2 separate regions of the Homo sapiens genome follow, and region 2 is linked to region 1. A link is an interaction called in ENCODE POLR2A ChIA-PET data of the cell type or tissue named here. Cell type or tissue: Caco-2. All regions are shown on one strand. Links, peaks and the distances in the headings refer to the core of each region. The heading gives the core; the rest is flanking DNA.

Region 1 (2,906 bases), core at 273-2,772:
AATTTCCCTTTTTATTATTACAAAAACATGGCGGGAGGAGGCATGGGGAGAAATGAAGTAAGACTGGATTTCTGACTTTCCATCAGTGGCAGAGGTCAAGGGCTTGAACCCAGGGCTGTAAGAGGTGGCTCCACAGCCCTGGGGTCCATCACAGCAATGTTTAGTTCAGTCCCATCTTATGTGCCTTTGCCCAGGCTGCTTGCTGCCTGGTAAATGACGACCTGCTCTCAAAGGCCTTCTCTAAGTTTTAGACAAATCTGTGCTTCCTTTATCAAAACTGGATCTGGGAACAGCTACAGTGCAGAAATGCAGCAACGTATCTGCAGGGCAAGCACCTGAATCCAGAGTGTGTATCCTGGGGAAAAGTTCAACCTATTGGGAATTAGAGTCAGGGCCATAACGGTGTTCCAGATGAGGAGGCAAATAATACATTTGGATGTAGATGACTCAAGAGCCACAGGAGAAATGCAAATAAAGTCCTAGGCCGGGCACGGTGGCTCATGTCTGTAATCCCAGCACTTTAGGAGGCTGAGGTGGGAGGATCACTTGAGCCCAGGAGTTTGAGCTCAGCCTGGGCAACATAGCAAGACCCCCTCTCTACAAAAAATTTAAAAATTAGCCAGGCATAATGGTGTGCACCTGTAGTCCCAGCTATCGGGAGGCTGAGGTGGGAAGACTGATTGAATCTGGGAGACAGAGGCTGCAGGCTGCAGTGAGCTATGGTCACGCCACTGCACTCCAGCCTGGGTGACAGAGCAAGACCCTGTCTCAAAAACAAACAAACAAAAACCCAAAATAAACAAAACATAAATAAAAAGTAAAGCCTTAAAGCATGCAACAGGTCAAGTTTCTTCCAGTTGGAAACTGGGGACGGCTTCTTGGGAAAAGAGCACAGGAGTTAGGCCTTGGAGAGATAATAACAACATATAATAAGAAATAATAATGTCCAGCATTACTGGGCATTTCCCATGAGCCAGGCACTAAGCACTTTATGTGACTTATCTCATACAACCCTTACTGCAACCCTATGAGATAGTCTTATCCATCACCTCATTGAGAAAACGGAGGCACACAGGATGAGGAATATGTCCCAGGTCACGTGCCTAGTCAGGAGCAGAGCCAGGACTCAAGCTGATGACGAGACTGTTGGGTCAGAGTGCTGAATTCCTTCAGTGCCCTGCCCTGAGGCCCAGGTGAGGGACTGGGTTCCATGTGCTGTGAGCCTCTGAGTTTAGCATCCTTCCAGGGGGAAGTAAAGAGCAGATCAGAGAACCCTCACCCCATTGTAGGTTTCCTGTTTGGTTCTGATAACTTTCTCCTTATCAGCAAGGGTGCTCAGAGTTTCATTGCTACATGAGTGGCTCGTATAAGAAAATCCTAAAGGAATCAACTGTGCTGCGGGTGTAAAAGTAAAGGCACTCACAGCAAGTCCAGGAACCATTCACTCCTGAGGCTGAGCTCCAGACCACACAGTCTTTGGCACCATGGGACAATCACAGAAAGAATCAGGACCCTCAGCTGAGAAAGCTCCTCCCAATCAGCTATGTGGCCAATGCTGAGGCCAAGGAAATGGCTCGTCCAGGACACGTGGGGTCACAGTAGGGGCAGGGCAGCTTTCACACAAGAACAGGCAAGTCCAGGCCTGGCTCTCAGATGGGTGGCAGGCAGTAACTGCAGGAGCTGGGCCAGCCCCATGGCTGGCTGGTGGCAAAGGGATGGGCAAGAGAGAGGAGCTGGACAAGAAGGGAGAGGGGGACCCTCCCACTGTGCCTGTAAAAGTGGGCATACCAAAGAGCACAGCAGCTACTGACTGCCACGTTGTGGCCCTGCTGCATGAAGATCCCTCATGTCCCCTGGCCTCCCTTTTGGAAAGGAGACACACAGAATTGGCCCTAAATTCTCCACGCTACTGTCTTTAGGAGGGCTTATTTTTATAATTTGCCATTGAAGTTTTTTTGTGTTTTTGTTTGTTTGTTTGTTTGTTTTTTGAGATGAAGTCTCTCTGTCGCCCAGACTAGAGTGCAGAGGCGCAATCTCGGCTCACTGCAAGCTCCGCCTCCTGGGTTCATGCCATTCTCCTGCCTCAGCCCCCAAGTAGCTGGGACTATAGGCGCCCGCCACCACGCCTGGCTTTTTTTTTTGTATTTTTAGTAGAGACAGGGTTTCACTGTGTTAGCCAGGATGGTCTCGATCTCCTGACCTCATGATCCGCCCGCCTCGGCCTCCCAAAGTGCTGGGATTACAGGCATGAGCCACTGCGCCCAGCCCATTAAAGCCTTTAACGGAGCCCAAAAAGCTATTTTCCATCCAAGAGTAGGGAGTTGGTGGCTGCCATTTGCTGCCCCTTGTGTCCCATGGCTGCACTGCACCCTTGCTGTCCCCCAACTCTTTCTGCTCCTGCCTCCAGGCGATGCTTCCAAGAGGCCGACCAATGCAGGAGGCCCCCAGAGGAGGACCCAGGTTTCTGGCCCTGGCCCTGTGCTTGCTCCTGGAATGGTGCCTGGGGCCAGCTGTCCACCCCTGGGTTCCTTACGCTTGTGAGCCGGGATTCCACTTCCCAGCTTGCTAGGCTCTTAGGTTTAATGCAAAGGGCACCACACTTGCCTCCTTCTCACTCACTATGTCTCCCTTGAACCACTGCTTTGGCTTCTCCCAATGTCTCCTTGCTTCCATCCTCCACTCTCAGCTGGAGTGGCCTTTCTATGATGTTTTTCCTATCAGGTCACCTCCACATTTAAGACTTGGCTCCCCACTGCCCTTGGAATAAAGTCCTAGGTCACTGCCTTAATTACCACACCTCAGTGCACCGAGCCCTTCACAACCTGGCCCAGCCATCTCTCTAACCTCACATGGACCTAGGTTCCCTCTGCTCCCCGGCCACCCTCCAGCAGGTGGGAGAGTCCCTC
Region 2 (2,906 bases), core at 96-2,595, 61 kb after region 1:
CCTAAGGAAGCAGGTATTAATATTTTTAGGTTACAGGACATCCTTCTAGTAAGCGCTTCAAACTTGCTCCATTTCTATGAAGAACTAGATATGAAGAAACCTATTTGTCCTCTGCTTGAATAATAGTGGTTTCATAGTGTCCTCTGTTAATAGAAGGTCTATAGGATGTAAAGTTTGTAGGTCAGAGAAGGCTGTCCTTCTCAGTCACTTGCTGTTGTCCAAGGAAAACCCTGGGAGCTGTGCAATGTAAGTTGATTCTTGGTGAGAGTGTGTGTACTTATGCACACAAACACCTATGCACACAGATTCCCAAGCTTAGGCTGAATGCCCTCTTGAAGCAACATTTCTGGGAAATTTTAGGTAAGTGTAAAAATATATGTTAAGGAAAAGCCAAGAGGCTCATTCAGCACAGGGATGGTTTCCTTGACATCATTTGTCATTGCTGATTTTCCTTCCTTTGGAGTCATCTTGCTCATCTCTTTGGGTCTGTGTGTGCTTGCTTGGTGGGTTTGCAAGCAGCCTGTGTGCATGGCAAGCCCTCAGGGCCCCTGGACTTGGAAGACTTCAGGGAAAGAACAGGGAGACACTGAGGTTTCCTACTAGCCTACCCAATGAAACCATTCATCATGCACACTCACTATATTTCAAACACTAGTTGATATTGTCATGGCTAATAAATGCAATAATAAGTGCAATAATAGAAAAATATTCCTCAGTTCATAGTAGCCTTGGATGTTGTGAATTTTCTACAAAAGATTATGGGAGAGTGTACAATTTTGGACATTAAAAAGTAGTCAATCCATATTATCAGAATGTGGGGCACTGACCTCATTTTCAAGCCTTGCATTTAAGGTCTGGTGGGCCCGTGGACTTGTTTCCCTTTGGTTGATTCAAGCAGAGGTGATGCCCATCCAGTGTGGGATGCGACTGGAGCCATGCATGCATTCCCAGCAGTGGGGGTCAGCTGACCGTGTGGCTGTCAGAGTGGATGTCTTGTCCCTGAGCCTACCCCTCCCTCATTAGGGTCCCAAATGTCCAGCCCTCCTGTCATCCTCACAGACCCTCCAGCCCCGAAAGTCTGGTTTCCTGGCTTGCAGGGGAGGGAGGCAGAATGGCTGGGCAGGGCCAGGCAGGCAGGCTTGTCCCTTCTCAATCTGTTTCTCTCCCTCTCCCAGAGGGACAAGCAAAGCCTTTCACTTTGGATAAAAGTTATCAGGCAAGGAAAATATATTTTCAGATCTTGTTCTCCACCCCTGACTTCCCTCCTCTGAGAGTCTAAAGTGCAGGTGAGATAAGGAAACATGTTACTCTTCCTACCAGTTGGAGACACAGCTTTAAGCCAAGGGCAGTCATTTGTAATAGTTGAATTTCCTGCATCAGCGACAGAGGGAGTAAGGCTGGAATGGATGTGTCTGAGGAAGAGACACACCCTGGGCCCCTTCAACCAGACCGCATTGGAGGGGCCTCTTCCACTAGTTTCTAAGCCAGTCCCTGGCTTGCACTCCTGGTAAAGTGCATGATCTTGTGTGTATAGCCGGGTGGATTTTTCCATGTGCATGCACCTGAGTCATCACCACTCAGATCAAGACAGATTTCCACACCCAGGAAAGTCCCCTGATGCCCCCTCCTGTCCCCAAAGCCCCTATTCAGGTGGATGCATTTTTCCCATTTACAGATGAGGGGCCCAAAGCTTGGAGAAGGCAGGACAGCAGGCCTTACACCTCCTTCCGAACAGCGAATCCTCATGGACAGTGCCCTCTCTCGTGAGACAGAGCACAGTGCAAGACTGCTCTGGAGTCCTGGGGAAGAAAAATCCATTTGCTTTTGATCCCAGGGATGCTAGGATGGGGTGGGGGTGCTGGGATGGTGAGGGGGTGGAGGGATGTGTTGGGGGCCCTGGGAGCGGGTGGAGGTGAAGGGGGCTGGCAGGCTGTTGCCTCTGCCTGCCTCAGGGCGACCACCTGTGCAGACAGAGCTGGTGCCAACTGCAGGCAGCCCACCCACCCACGCTGACCCTGTGCCAGAAGAGCCAGGGCCTACGGCCTCAGGACAGGAGCCACCTCCTTGATGTCCCCTTTCTCCTTTCTTGGCAGCGCCTTCCTCGCCTTGTCCACCTGCTGGAGTGTGTGCCCCCCACCACCATGCCAACCTGAGACCCTCCCATGCCATTCCCCTAGGGTTGTGCAGACACATCCTCCCCCTCTGGCTTGTGCCTGTTGGGTCCCTGGGCTCTGAGTGAGACCTGGAGGTCTTCCAACTATGCTTGTATATCCCCGGGGGCTGGGAAGATGCTGGAGAGCCACCCACTCCTGGGGCTTTTGATCTTGCTTCAAATTACGGTGGAACCTTTGAGCATTTCCTGTTCCCTCCCTCACAAAATGCCCTGTGCCTGGGTTTTCTTTTCTCTCCTTCAGGAGCCCTGGGAGATCTCGACACAGTAGGGTCCACATCAGCAGCGCCTGGCTTTGCTGTGGCCTTTCCTTCAGCAGGCATGCAGCTTCAGAAACGAGCGCATGGAGGATGAATGCAGCAGAGGCCCCCGCGTGGCTGCAAGTCGGCCAGAAACACCTGCTGTCTGCTGCTCCACAGGCGCGACAGGGAACCGTCCCGGGGTTTCTTGCTCAATGGCTGTAGAACTGGCATTGGAACAAACAGCTCGAACTTCCCTGCAGGCACCTGGGTACACACACACAGGCACATACAAGAGATACAGATACCCATGCATGTGCACTACAAATTCCCAACTGATTTTCTTCCTTAAATGGAGATGTAATTTCTGACAAATCGTTATCTAGTTAGTGGCTTGAGTTAGGGCAGCCTGGCCAAAAGGGGTAACTGCAAGTAATAGAAAAAAAAAAAACAAAAAAACAACGTAGTGTCTTCTGCAAAGAGATTTTTTTCCCCTT

What was found. ChIA-PET counts read pairs that join two places held together with the same protein. Peaks named below come from ENCODE experiments on the same cell type or tissue, not always from the same donor. Only the 100,000 strongest peaks of a DNase experiment are listed, where the experiment ranks them.
Region 2: POLR2A ChIA-PET joins it to region 1 with 5 read pairs; 4 of 35 experiments call an interaction of 5 or more read pairs at or near these places.

The regions. Positions count from the first base shown.
Region 1 is chr2:108,999,763-109,002,668 of GRCh38, forward strand. It overlaps a transcript of RANBP2 not described here. Among named protein-coding and RNA genes, the nearest start is that of EDAR, 12 kb to the left of the region's middle. In Caco-2, for the core only: a CTCF peak has its summit at 2,355; no DNase peak of the experiment used is centred there.
Region 2 is chr2:109,060,953-109,063,858 of GRCh38, forward strand. It overlaps a transcript of RANBP2 not described here. Among named protein-coding and RNA genes, the nearest start is that of SH3RF3, 67 kb to the right of the region's middle. In Caco-2, for the core only: no CTCF peak of the experiment used is centred there; DNase peaks (open chromatin) are centred at 1,449 and 2,558.